3 separate regions of the Homo sapiens genome follow, and regions 1 and 2 are each linked to region 3. The links are chromatin contacts, found by Hi-C or POLR2A ChIA-PET in ENCODE. All regions are on one chromosome and are shown on one strand. Each heading gives the region's core, a stretch centred on a gene start or an enhancer-like site at or near the end of the contact. The rest is flanking DNA. Distances are from core to core; before and after follow the strand shown. Region 1 overlaps MAP7 (microtubule associated protein 7). Region 2 has its middle 59 kb from the start of IL20RA. Region 3 holds the start of MAP3K5 (mitogen-activated protein kinase kinase kinase 5).

Region 1 (4,532 bases), core at 1,160-3,659, 390 kb before region 3:
CACTATTCACAATAGCAAAGACTTGGAACCAACCCAAATGTCCATCAATGATAGACTCGATTAAGAAAATGTGGCACATATACACTATGGAATACTATGCAGCCATAAAAAAGGATGAGTTCTTGTCCTTTGTAGGGACATGGATAAAGCTGGAAACCATCATTCTGAGCAAACTATCGCAAGGACAGAAAACCAAACACCGCATGTTCTCACTCATAGGTGGGAACTGAACAATGAGAACACTTGGACACAGGATAGGGAACATCACACACCTGGGCCTGTCGTGGGGTGGGAGGAGGGGAGAGGGATAGCATTAGGAGATATACCTAATGTAAATGATGAGTTAATGGGTGCAGCACACCAACGTGGCACATGTATACATATGTAACAAACTTGAACGTTGTGCACATGTACCCAAGAACTTAAAGTATAATTAAAAAAAAAAAAAGAAACCCTGTCTCTAATGTAAAAAAACAGAAAAACACAGAATGATCGCTTGAATCTGCTGTAGCCTCTCCAATCTTTTTACCACTACTTTAAACTCTCATTCCTTTCTCATGCCTCATTTCTAGTCTTTAACCACTTCAAATCCATCCTACACATTAGTCGTCTCAGAGATATCTTCCTCAAGAAACAGACCTGAAGTCATTGTCGTGCTTGAAAACCTGTTAGTTCTCCTACTGTTCCCTGTCCAACCCCTTGGACTGGCCATAGGATCATGCATCTTCACACACACCTCCTTCCCCCTGGCAAACTTCTGTCTTTCAAGTCCTAGCTCAGAAGCTCCTTCCTCTGAGGAGCCTTTCCTGATGACCACAGCACAGGAGCCCCATCTGCTAGCTGGATTCAGACTCCCTCATAGCACTTACACTCCAGACGGTAGCTACTCTGCTTTTATGTGTTTGTGAATTCTTCCCTATACACACAATGTCTAGTCTAGCAGATGGTTAAAATATGCTTGAATAAATGAACTAAAGAGTTAAAGGACAGAGTGATCTCCAAGCATAGTGATTCACACTGGGCTTTGGTGACAACTCAAAGCCTTCTCAACTTGTCATTAAAAGCATTCAGTGGAGAGCTGCCTGATAAGAAGTGTGACCTTGGAGGATCCCCACAACACGGTGCTCCTGCACAGAGGGTCCTTCCCATTTCACCCTGTCACTGCACACAGTGGTGGGCTAATGGGGTTGAGGTGCTAGAATAGTAGTTACATAGGTGGAGATCAAGAGCTTTTCTTATATGTAGGCTGAATGATTTTTCAAATAAGAAAGGACTTACTGCCGGGCACGGTGGCTCACGCCTGTAATCCCAGCACTTTGGGAGGCCGAGGCCGGCGGATCACGAGGTCAGGAGATCGAGACCATCCTGGCTAACACGGTGAAACCCCGTCTCTACTAAAAATACAAAAAATTAGCCGGGTGCGGTGGCGGGCGCCTGTAGTCCCAGCTACTCGGGAGGCTGAGGCAGGAGAATGGCGTGAACCTGGGAGGCGGAGCTTGCAGTGAGCCGAGATAGCGCCACTGCACTCCGGCCTGGGCGAAAGAGCAAGACTCTGTCTCAAAAAAAAAAAAAAAAAAAAAAAAAAAAAAAAAAAAGAAAGAAAAAGAAAAAGAAAGGACTTACTATCTCAGGGCTAGGCCTAAAGGAATGTTAGCCTTCACTAAAATAATGGAGTTTTGCTAAACAGGGCAATGGTTGTCCTTGGAATCTTTCTGTTACAGCCTTAACCCTAAGTACTTTCACTCCTCAAAGAATGTAGCCATTCTCTTCACCTGGGGCTGTCCTACTTAGCCCCACCCTAATGGATGAGGAGGCACAGACATCCCCCACCTCTCTCTGCTACGCCTTAGGCTTCTCTAATTCCAGGAATCTAAGTCAGTATTTGTGGAATCATATGACCTGCCATCCTCATCTTTATCACCGTCATCATCATGGTGAGATGTCGTCAGCTCTTGCTTCATGCTGACGCAAGTGATTTATAGGCATTGTCTTTGCAGCCACTCTATGAGGCAGACACTGCCATTAAACTTATTTTATTATGAGAAGTCTGAGATACAGAGGAGTGAAGTAACCTGCCCGATGTCTCACAACAAATAAGTGATGAAGTTGGCATTCAAACTCTGGATTGTCTGACTCTAGAAGCAAACAATGAGCCATTATGCTAAAAGGCATGAATTGGAACACCTTCCAAAGACCACAGCTCCTTCTCTGTACTAGCAAGAAAGAGCTGGGCATCCAAATGTGAAGGTCCTGATCTTCCAATGCCACTCTTAGCCTCTACCGTCATCTGTTTACAAGACCCCTTACTTTTCAGGTTTTAAGATTTTTTATCTTCACTCTTAAAGGCAAAGTAATTTGGGGAGAAAAAAATAATGGCTGCTTTGTCATAATGACTCATTTTATGTTCAGGCTTCAGCTTCTGCTTACCTAATCCATGCAGCAAGCAGCAATTATTCTTTCCAGTCCTGAGCCTGACTCATGATACAGCTGCTCTGTTATGTGCTAACATCCATATTCCTCTCACTAAGATGCATTTAGGTCCCTCAGCTGTTAACCTGCCTGACAGCCTCATGAGCTTTTGTACACTATATTCACTAAGTGACAATTTTAGGAGATGCAGATGCTGAGACTGGTAACAGATATGCCGAAGTTTATCCATTAGATATTTGGATTAGAAAGATTACTTCCCTAAAGCCTCCTCTGACCCCTTTTTTTTTCCTGGACAGTCTCTAAAGAGGAAAGTCTCTTGTTAAAACCAACAGCCATCTGAATCAAATAACGTGAAGTATGAAATCAGGGGGAGTTTCACTCCCAATTCTAACCAGGAGTACAGCATTATTATTTACTAATTATTACTAACTTGCTATCAGCATTTTTGGGATGAACATTCTAAACCAGGTTGAAATGACCATTTATCTCTTGACCACACTCTTATTAGTACTGCCGTCACTCACTGAGTTGACAACACACTGAGATGAGAGAGAAAAAAAAAGAAGCACAGCAAGAAAGCTATGATTAGAAGGCAAAGGAAGCCCGATGAAATTATCTAGGAAAAAAAAAAAAAGCCCCTCACATATAATTTAACCAAAGTTTGTTCAAAGGTTAAAACTTTTTATATTGTCTTATTCTTTCTAAAATATTGCTTTATGATATATCTTAGCTTTGAACTTAGCTACAAAACTCAATATGAATGAAATTATAGATTTGTAAGTTGACATTTTTCTTCAAGAGCTATGTCAGTCCATCATACATTCTCTTTCATGATTTTATAGAATCCCCGAAAGTACCAATTAGGAATTTGACTCTTCATATAAAAATTTTGGTTTCAGAAAAAGACTAAATAATTACATGTTTACTGAGTGCCTAGTATGTTCCAAGGCACTTAAACAAAACTTAAACACAATCAATACTCCAAACTTACTTGTTATTATCTTGAAAAAGGGAAGCTCTGTGTCTGCTCAAGCGTAGAGTACTGTTTGTGTGCTACACAGTCCTTAAATATTCTCTTGAACTTTCTTGTCGACATATTGTAGAACTATTAGTTTTATAATATATGAAGAGGAAAATTTAAGGCATATCCTAATAGATTATCCATAGATAATAGGATAGATCCATAGGAAAATTTAAGGACTATCCTAATAGATTATTTCTGTATTCTTGTTCACCTGAGAAAATGATTACTAATAAGAATTTAATACCTGTTTGACTGAACTATCATAAGGGCAGGTATTACATGATACTTTGGTAACGTTTTAACTAATATGCAATACCTCCTGCATTCATCTCCACTTAACATTAAACAAACAGTTGCTGGACATTGATTACGTGCCAAGCTGTTCTAGATACTAAGCTACAGAAATGAAAAAAAGACATAAATCCCTTCCCTTCCAGAGCTTATGTTCCGGGGCAGGGGGCCAACAGATAATCAACAAATAAGTAAAATATCTACATGCTTAGATGTTGACAGAGCTAGGGAGAAAAATAAAGAAGGTCTGGTTTGAGGGAGCTGAAAATTTGAGTAAGATGGTAGGAGAAGGCCTCGCTGAGAAGGTGGCATTTAAATGAAACCTGAAGGAGGAGAGGGAATGAACTATGTGGATTTCTCAGGAAAAACACTCTAGGTGGAGTGCATTTGGCTGTAGTGTTTAAGAAACAGCAAGGAACCAGCATGGCTGGAGGAGAGGGCAAAGGAGAGGACATTAGCAGGTAGCAGGGCTGAGCCATGGTAAGGGTTCTGACTTCTACTCTGCATGAAATGTAAAGACTTGAAAGGTCTGGAGCAGAGGCAGGCCTGGCAGGCCATATTGCAAGTGGGTCACTCTGGCTGCTGTGTTAACAGACTCTGTGGGAGGAGGAGGAAATGAGGACACCGGTTGGGAGCCTATTGCAGAATCCGGGTGAAAGATCTAGCTGTCTTGGGCCAAGGTGGCAGCAGTGGTGGTTGTGAGAAGTAGTTACTTTCTGGGTATGTTTTGAGGGTACAGCAAAGAGTATTTGCTGATGGATTGGTTATGGGATGTGTGGGAAATTTC
Region 2 (4,019 bases), core at 55-2,554, 310 kb after region 3:
AAAATGAGGGTATTACAGGGAGAATTACAGGATTTCAGAAGTCCACGGGCAAGCAACCCCTTAACTACAGACACTATGCCCTTTCTTGCTTCCAGCTTAATTGGGTATTGTTTTCTGTTGGGAAAATGACTGGGGTCTTTGAGCTGTATTTTGATGGGCACTGCCATTCTAGCCCTTCCAGCCCTCCCAGTACACCATGCTCGTGGGTTGACCTGTTTGTGTACAAATGCGACTGTCAAGGATGCCATAAAACTCATAGACAAGCTTAGGCTGCTGTCATATTAGAACTCATCATATAAATGAATTTAAGGCCAAAACACTCAATGAATGTTACATTTATGACCTTCTGAAGTTGCCCTTTGACCCAGCATCACCTTGGCCATTTGTATCCCCTTGAGCCTCCTTCCCTCCCCATCTAATGGACAGTGGAGTAGCAAAGGCTCATGTCCAGTGGTTGAGATGATTTTTGCAGTGCTATGCGTGCCATGGGCAAGGGTCAGGGCAAAACTTTGACCCTGTTGATCCCTTCTCACCCCCTCCTTCAGCTTTACTCATTTCTCCTGGGCCTGTGTGCCATGTTTGAATGCCCTCAATTTCTCACCATGTCCTGCTCAAAGACCGTATTCACTGATGGTGCGCTGGCTTTTGGTATTATAAAGATTCCCAAATTCCTCTGATCATAAGAATCACCTGGGCTGCTCATCTTGTAATTCTGAGTCAGAAAGTTTGGGGTGGGGCCTGCTGATCTGTGCATTTAACCAAGACTCTGGGTGAGTCTCATGATCACATGAGTCTGAGACACATGGATTTAATGACTATGAAAGTTGAAAGATGCCCCTGAGATCATTTAAACCAGTGGTTCTCAAAGTGCAGCTCCCAACCAGAGCATCAGTGTCACCTGGGATTTGTTAGAAATGCAAATTACTGACTCTATGAAAAAGGAACTCTGGAGGTGGGGCCCAGTTCCCTGTGTTTTCACAAGCCTTCCAGACAATTATTGCATAGGCTAAAACTCCAGACTTGCTGATGTAGACCATCTCTCTCCTGTTATCCTCTATTTTACAGATAAGGAATGTTGGCACTCTGTCTATCACTTTGGGACCTTGGGTGTTGAAGTTGGGGAGGGGGACAAGTGCTACAATCCCTAGGTGATTGTGAACAGGGTGAGAAGAGAGATGGTAGAGGGCTCCTGAGAATGGGCCATCAGTGGTGTGATCCTCAGCTTCCAATCCCTATTCTCTGAGCCTGAGGTCTTATCTGTAGACAAGGACTCATGTTTGCTGAGGGTGCTGCTAAAAGACACCAGGTGTCTGAAGGGCCAAACCTTTGTGGTAAACCAGAGCTTAGATGTTTATAGTAACTCTCCACTAAGAAATCCCCTGAGAACCCAGCCACCAAGAAGCCCCAGTTCCTCTAAAGAAAGACATGTCTCACTCTCAGAGAAGTTTCAGCTCTGCTTTTGGTGGTTAGTGCCTGCCCATTCTCAGGATGGTTCATGAAAGAGTCTTCTACTTAGTGCTGTGGAATAACCATCTGAAATTGTAAGCTGTGGGTAGATAGTACTGTGGTGTAATCACACATCTTCCTGTCACACTGGTGGGAAGGATCAAGGGTTCAGCATAGTTCAGCCATCCCTGTTATTCTCAAAACCAGTGTTCCCAAACTTCAGTCATTTGGCTATAATTTTCACAATGTTTCTAAATTCAAGTACAATATGTATTGTCGTTTTATCTAATATTTTTCACTTGCTCAACTTAAAAAAACTAAGAATATTTTCAAATTTTCAAAATAATTATGAAGATAGTACAGAGAGTTCTCATATATATACCCCACGCCTGGTTTCCCCTATTGTTAAAATCTTATATTAGTATAGTACATTTGTCATAAATAATGAACTAAATTAATTGATACATTATTGTTAACTAAAGTCCATGCTTTATTTAGTTTTTACTTAATGTCCTTTTTTTTCTTTTCTGTACCTGGATCCCATTTAGGGTACCACATTAAATTTATTCATCACATTGTATTTGGGTCCTATTCCAGACCTAACAAAAAGTGGACTGATGCAAAAGAATGACACTCTGGTTAAAGCTATTGCTGTGAGTATTAAAGCCCTTTGTCTCTGATCCAAGAGTCTCATGTCTTCTGCCAGCATCTAAGAAACACTGACAAGTCAATTAGTTAGTTTCCAGGTAGGGTAAAGGCTTAGATATCTTACAGTTCTTGAACTTTTTTGTTGCACAATTGAAGTATTCAAAAAGGGTAAAAAAAATCAAGTTTTTAAATATTTAAACTAATTCAATTAAAGTATAAAAGGCCACTTAAAAGTGATGGTTAAAAGTTGCCAGATTCATAAACAAAGTAATAAGGTTTATGAGTTGGACTTAAAAATTCAAGGAATAATGAGGAATTTAAATTTGTAATTTTAATAAATAAAGTATTAATTTAAGAAAATCACAGTATCCCCTTAGTAATTTTTCCTGTCTATAAAAGCCCCTATCAAGGATGCCACAAAACTCATCTAGATAAGCTTGGGTTGTCATATTGGAACTCATCATATAAATAAATTTACCCAAAATTGTTTATGACCATGAATGACAAAGCTTTACTGTGCTCAAGCACATTTGCATTTTAGAATAAGATAAACAGCTTTGTTCAAAGAATGAAAGTCTAATGGTGAAATTTTGCCGCCATTGCAGGGCTAGTGCCCCTCATGTCACATTATGAGGTTAGCTTCTTTTACAGATTCAAAGGATAAAACAAGGGCCCTCTACTTTGTCCCTGCTGAATTCTCGAGACCTAGAACAGGCACATAATTGATGCTTATTAAAGATGTACAAATTAATGATCAGATTTTAGCCAGGGCCAGATTTCAGTTTTAGAAACATCACTCTGGCTGTAATATGAAAGTTAGATGGAAGAGGTAACACTAGAGAGGAGACCAAGCAGGAAGTTGGTGGCAAACCCTGACAGTAGACACACGGCCATGGCTTCCAGGGTTTTGGACTAAAATCCTACCCTCTTCAGGAAATAACTAGTCTCATTCTGGAAAACATCTGTTGGCTTATTAGTGGTCTCTGAGGGAGGCTAAAAGCCTGACCCTGGGGTGCCCTGTGACCATGTGGCCCATACTTCTCATCATGAATGGGTCTTCTCTGGACCATTAAACCATGAAGCAGGAGGAGCATAGCAAGACTGGATCCAACCTTACAGCACAAATAAAACTGCAGGATGTCAAGGATCAATGGACAAGGTGACCTGTTCTGTGGACATGTGACCTACTCAGTTTCACACTCTGGCATTTTCTCAATGTGCTCGTGAGCAAATGTCTGTGCAGTAAGGTCAGGGGTCCCACATGGCTCAGAAGAATAGGCCTCCTCTCACTGAGGCTGACTTGGCTGCTGCAGGCCTGAGTGTCCCGTCAGTCAATGGCAGGAAGCAGCCCGTGAACATCTTGGAGGGGGCAGTGATTTGTCCTCAATGGGGGAGACACATCCAGATTTGGGTTTGCCTTCTGAGCCCATCATACTCATGTGACTTATTGAATGTCTTATTCACCAGGGTTTTTTACCAAAACACTGCTTCTGATTAAGAACTCAGTTGGCTTTGGGTCTGCTTACTTCCAGTCAGTACCTGGGCCACTGACCACTCTCAATGTTCTTTTCTGCACGTGGATATTCAGGCTGACCTATTTCCTGGCTTGTAGGTTTGACACACTTTTCTTTCCTGTTTGAATCGTAGGTACCTTGAAGCTATCTGAAAAAAAAAAAATTGGCTTGGGTAGAAAGGCAACACCCTGGATTTGTTCTTTGCCTGAGGCTTCCTCTCTGTGTGGCTGAGGAGTCTTAACAGGCCTTTGAGAAAGGGCGTGAGTACTGGTTTTATCACTTGCAGCTCTGGTTCAATTAAGTGCTATTATAAGCCTCTTTACGTATCAGTTGGCTTTTCAACCCTTAACAAGTCTCTTCTTTTTGGATGCTCTCTACTTTCTTCCAGCTCTGCTTGCAAACTTGTCAATT
Region 3 (4,664 bases), core at 1,153-3,652:
GGATCCCTGGGTTTTCTCACCTAAGAAGGTAAGTACTTCCTTCACAGGCTTGTTTGGAGGATTCAATGAAATACACTCAAACTTCAGCTCCCTTCTAATCATTCTCTCTCCCTTTCCCAGAGACAGTATTTGGAGAATAACAGAAACCAAGCCTTGTTAGGAAAGTTTCTTTCAAATTAGCTTAGAGTTTAACATTTTTTTTCTAGAGCCCTAGGAAAAAAACGCCCAATCAGTGCAATAAAAATAGGCTCAAGTGTTCAGTTGGGTATTTTCCTCTCATATCTTTTAGTTCTTTGAAGTTTCTTCCAAATTATAATCCAAAAATAAGAGTGCTACAATTTTTAGAAAAGTTATGTTGATGTAACTTTTATAGCAAGCTACCCAAAGAATCAAGCTATATTATAGCCATGCTCAGTTATGAAGACCAAAACTATTTTAAAAATACCAGAACGAGAAAGTCCTAGTTTATTTAGTCTGGCTTCCTTAACATGAAGGTCTTGTTGTTCTCAAAATATTCAGCTTTGGCTGAATTCCAAAACTGACATAAGCCCACTTCAGGTGTTTGGAAGACACTAAAGAGAATCAGAATTGAAAACAAGATTGGAAAATAAAGCCTTTTATGTGATCACAAATGCAAGAAGTGTATTGTTTTGAAACTACTAAACCAAGTTTTTACCCACAAATGTAAACATAAATATGTATATATTCTCAACACTGGACGTACAGGGGACTAAAGGTTAATTTCCATAATATGGTATTATTCCTAACATTTGCTAACAGCTAAGTGCTTCAGTTACTAGAACTGCCTTAACATTTTCTGAAATTTGAGATAGGTTGAAAGATACATTTCTTTCATGGATTATGCTAGCAATCACTTTAATGGCGAAACTAATCTTATTATTAGGATAGCATACAGGTGTTTTAGACAATGTTAAATTACAAACTTTCTAGCCCACCATGGTTTATGGGGTAATAAAAAACAGGCCCTGGTTCTTTCACCAAAATCCTTACAAAGATAACACACAAGTTCAGTGTAAGTTGTAATGTTATTGCCTTTGGAAGCACTGTAATTACTTCAAAGTCTGGGTTGGTGAGAGGAAATTCAAGCTACTAAAACTTATCGAAGGTAAGGTGAGTTGGGAAGATCATCACATGGCATGCAAATTAATATAGTTACACTCTGCGTGCATGGTATGTCATCGTTCCCGTACTCTCAAAACTACACAGAGAAAAGGAGAACCTCATCTAAAACGGTCACAGGTATATGCAGAAAGAAAACAGGGACCAAACCTCACAGAAGCGAAACCGAGACACTGAAAGGAGAAAGACTGACTGGGGCAAATATCTCACACTGCTGGAGAACAGTTCAAGTCGATCGCATGGACCCAGGGCTCCAGCGCTGGGCGGTGGGTGGATCCATAGGTCTATCGCACAAGTACACACAGACTCTTGCACAAGCACACACGCTCTCTCCGGAGCGGCGAGCGACAGGAGCAGTCACGCAGCGGCGCTCGCTGCCCCCAAAGTGGGGCAAGAAGTAAATGCTTCCCGCCCAGAAAAATGAAATGCCCCGAAGACCGCCAGATTAAACGCGGGTCCCGACCGCGCGGGATGGGAAAGGGGTCACACACGCACCTGCATTGTAAAAGCGGTCCAGCACGGTGGTTTCTCCAAAGTCGAGTTTCCCAAAATGCAGGGTTTCCAGGGTGGCGCCCACTGTCTCGCACGCCTCCCGCAAGCTCTGCAGGGCCTCGCTCTCGGCCACCACCAGTTGCCCTTGGCTCGCTTCGTTGATCACATATGCCACCGTGGTCCGTCGGCTGCCCCCGCCAACAGAGCTGCCCCGGCCTCGGGTGGCACTGCTCGAGGAGGTGGCCGCCGGACAACCGATGCCAGGGGCAGCGGCGCTCTCCACGTTCCAGAAGCTGCCCGGCGGCGGCGGTGGCAGCTGGTGCTCCTCGCCCTCGCCCACCGCCGCCGCTCCTCCCCTCCTGCAGATGCCGCCCTCGGGGATGGTGCAGAAGCCCGAGGGGGCGAAGGGTGGCACAGAGAAAGTGATGCCCTCGTCCGCCTCCGTGCTCATCTCTCCGGGCCGGGCAGCAACGGCGGCGGCGTCCCCCGCCCAGCCGCACCGCCTGGCCAGCCACAGCTCGGGGCTGCTCCGCGCCCGCCGGGCTAAGCAGCTGCCATCGCGCGCCGCGCCCTCGCCGCCGCGCCGCCGCCTCCTCTCCGGCGCCCTCTCCCCCGAGGGCACGCCGCTGCCCGGCGGCGGCTCGCTCCTCCTCGGCGCCTCCGTGGCCGCGCCGCTCGCCCTCTGCAGAGTTTAGAGTACAAGGGGTGGGGAAGCCGGGTGAGCGGGAAGGGACGGAGCTTCCTTTTCTTGGCCGGCTGACAAGTCGGCTCGCAAACCTGCGCCGCGGTGCAGCTCAAGGGCGCCGCGCTCGGGGTGCAGCCCGCCCTCGCCACCCGCCGCGCCGCGCCGCGCCGCGCCGCGCAGCTCCTTCCGTCCCGGCCGCTCTGGGAGGGGCCAGGAAGGGCGCCCCCTGGGTGCGGAGCTACCTGGCGCGCACCTTACGAGCGGGCTGGCTCCCCAGGCGGCGTCCCGGAACAGCAGCAGCGGCAGCCGAAAGGACCCTCCTCCCTCTTAGGCGGCAGCTCGCCTTCATCGGGTGGATTTCCTCCTCCTTGCCTGGCCTCGTTTCTCTTTCGATCGCCTCCGCCGCGTGGTCCCGGCGCCAGCCTCGTCGTTCCTTGCAGACGCTCTCCCTCTCCACCACCAGCTTCTGGCCACCCACTCGTAGCGGCACCGAGGGTCAGGGCCAGCCCCCAAGGAGGGCGCTGCTAGGAAGCTCGAGCCCGGACTGAACTGACCGCGCTGCGGCCCTGGGACCCCAGCCCTCCTCTGAGTGCTGCGCGTGGCATAGGGTCCCAGTCTTCACCCACCCGGCCCCCACCTACGAAGACCTGGAGCGCAAGCGATTACGGGGTGGCGCAGAAAGTCCCTCGAGGCAATACTCGGTCTTCGGAGTCCGCCCCTGAAGCATTTCCAGTGTTCCCCGCGACTAGGGCGCCCCCCTCCGGGCCTTGGCGGCCTGGTGGACTGGGACCGTGCGCGGCGCTGGCAGGATAGGCTCCGGGAGACCCACGTTGCGCGAGGCAGGAGGTTGTACATAGCGCCCTGGAGCCAGGGCCTGCACTGGAGGTTGCTTCATTAGTGACTGTGGCACTCCAGAAGTGGCTGGCTAAATTGATCAGGTTCTCCCATGTACTTTTCCTTTTAAAATTTCCAGTGGCTCATTCCGTTATCAGTAATGAGTAATTGATTAGTGCCAACTGCCGAAGGACTTAGTATTCTCATTTAGGATCTTAATTCCCCCACAAGCGCCAGATACTTAAGATAGAAGATGGAGTCTCTACCCGACTCCACAAATTATCAACAAGATGAAACAGGGGAATAACGTGACCTATTCTATTTTTTAAACTGCATCACGCGAGGCCGGGAGGGAAATACCCAGATTGTTTAAGAGCAATCAAAAAAAGTACCTGCTTATTTGGGGAGCAAAGAACAGATGTGTAAGTTCCCAGAGAACCCCAGAATGCTGTAATTGTTAGGAAAGCCAGTGCAAGTTACAACTGAGTAAAGAAACAGGTTTTGTACTTCCCATCTCCAGGAACTGAGACTAGTGAGTCCTGTGAAAAAGGCAGAAGAAAATGTAAATTACTTTTTTTTTTTTTTGAGACGGAGTTTCGCTCTTCTTGCCCGGGCTGGAGTGCAATGGCGCGATTTCGACTCCCTGCGACCTCTGCCTCCCGGGTTCAAGCGATTCCCCTGCCTCAGCCTTTCGAATAGCTGGGATTACAGGCATGCGCCACCACACCAGGCTAATTTTGTATTTTTAGTAGAGACGGGAGGGGGAGGGGTGTGGGGTTCACCATGTTGGCCAGGCTGGTCTCTAACTCCTGACCTCAGGTGATATGCCCGCGTCGGCCTCCCAAAGTGCTGGGATTACAGGCGTGAACCACCCAGCCCAGCCATGAATTACATTTCAAACTGGGTAAGAAGGAAGGATAAAATAGCTGAATAGTAAAGAATTAAAGGAAAGTCTGGGCGCAGTGGCTCACGCCTGTAATCCCAACACTTTGGGAGGCCGAGGCGGGCAGATCACTTGAGGTCAGGAGTTCAAGACCAGCCTGGCCAACATGGTGAAACCCCCGTCTCTACTAAAAATACAAAAATTAGCTGGACGTGGTGGCAGCCGCCTGTAATCCCAGCTACTCGAGAGGCTGAGACAGGAGAATCGTTTGAACCCGGGAGGTGGAGGTTGCAGTGAGCCGAGATGGCGACACTGCACTCTAGACTGGGCGACAGAGCGAGACTCCATCTAAAAAAAGAAAAAGAAAAAGAATTAAAGGAAAGAGTTCTTTAATTTTCTCCAAGGTGGGAGGATTGCTTGAGCCCAAGAGTTCAAGATCAGCCTGGACAACATAGTGAGACCCCCATCTTAAAAAAAAATAATAATTAAAGGAAGGAAGGAAATAGTCATGAGGAAAAACACCTAGCCGCTACACAACTGTATCAATGAATCAATGTGACATTAGATTTTTCTAAAGGTGTATAAAATAATAGAAGTAAATTTCTAGTAAGGAAACTTTATATTCTTCAT

What was found. A loop is a pair of places that touch in the nucleus more often than their neighbours do. ChIA-PET counts read pairs that join two places held with the same protein, here RNA polymerase II (POLR2A). Pooled maps may share reads with other maps.
Region 1: a loop to region 3 is called in a pooled map, with 2.7 times the contacts of the local background. The contact joins the enhancer-like site here to the promoter of MAP3K5 in region 3. A Hi-C loop is called at or near these places in 3 of 50 pooled maps. POLR2A ChIA-PET finds 5 or more read pairs at or near these places in 2 of 52 experiments (Caco-2 and MCF 10A).
Region 2: a map with no recorded cell type shows a loop between it and region 3 (8-fold over the local background). The contact joins the enhancer-like site here to the promoter of MAP3K5 in region 3. A Hi-C loop is called at or near these places in 3 of 37 single-sample maps with no recorded cell type and 2 of 50 pooled maps. POLR2A ChIA-PET finds 5 or more read pairs at or near these places in 1 of 52 experiments (activated T-cell).

Annotation. Positions count from the first base shown.
Region 1 is chr6:136,401,347-136,405,878 of GRCh38, forward strand. All of the region lies in intron 3 of MAP7 (microtubule associated protein 7), which reads right to left. Among named protein-coding and RNA genes, the nearest start is that of BCLAF1, 110 kb to the left of the region's middle. Within about 2 kb of position 2,410, at least 8 of the 41 ENCODE cell types and tissues checked have a DNase peak (open chromatin) inside an H3K27ac peak, as active enhancers do.
Region 2 is chr6:137,101,812-137,105,830 of GRCh38, forward strand. No RefSeq gene overlaps it. Among named protein-coding and RNA genes, the nearest start is that of IL20RA, 59 kb to the left of the region's middle. Within about 2 kb of position 1,305, at least 5 of the 41 ENCODE cell types and tissues checked have a DNase peak (open chromatin) inside an H3K27ac peak, as active enhancers do.
Region 3 is chr6:136,790,075-136,794,738 of GRCh38, forward strand. MAP3K5 (mitogen-activated protein kinase kinase kinase 5) reads right to left here and starts at 2,403. Exons shown (of 30, transcript NM_005923.4): 1 at 1,636-2,403. The coding sequence starts at 2,083. RefSeq lists enhancers at 1,153-1,668, 1,774-1,843, 2,634-2,863, 2,974-3,033, 3,404-3,483 and a silencer at 1,974-2,613.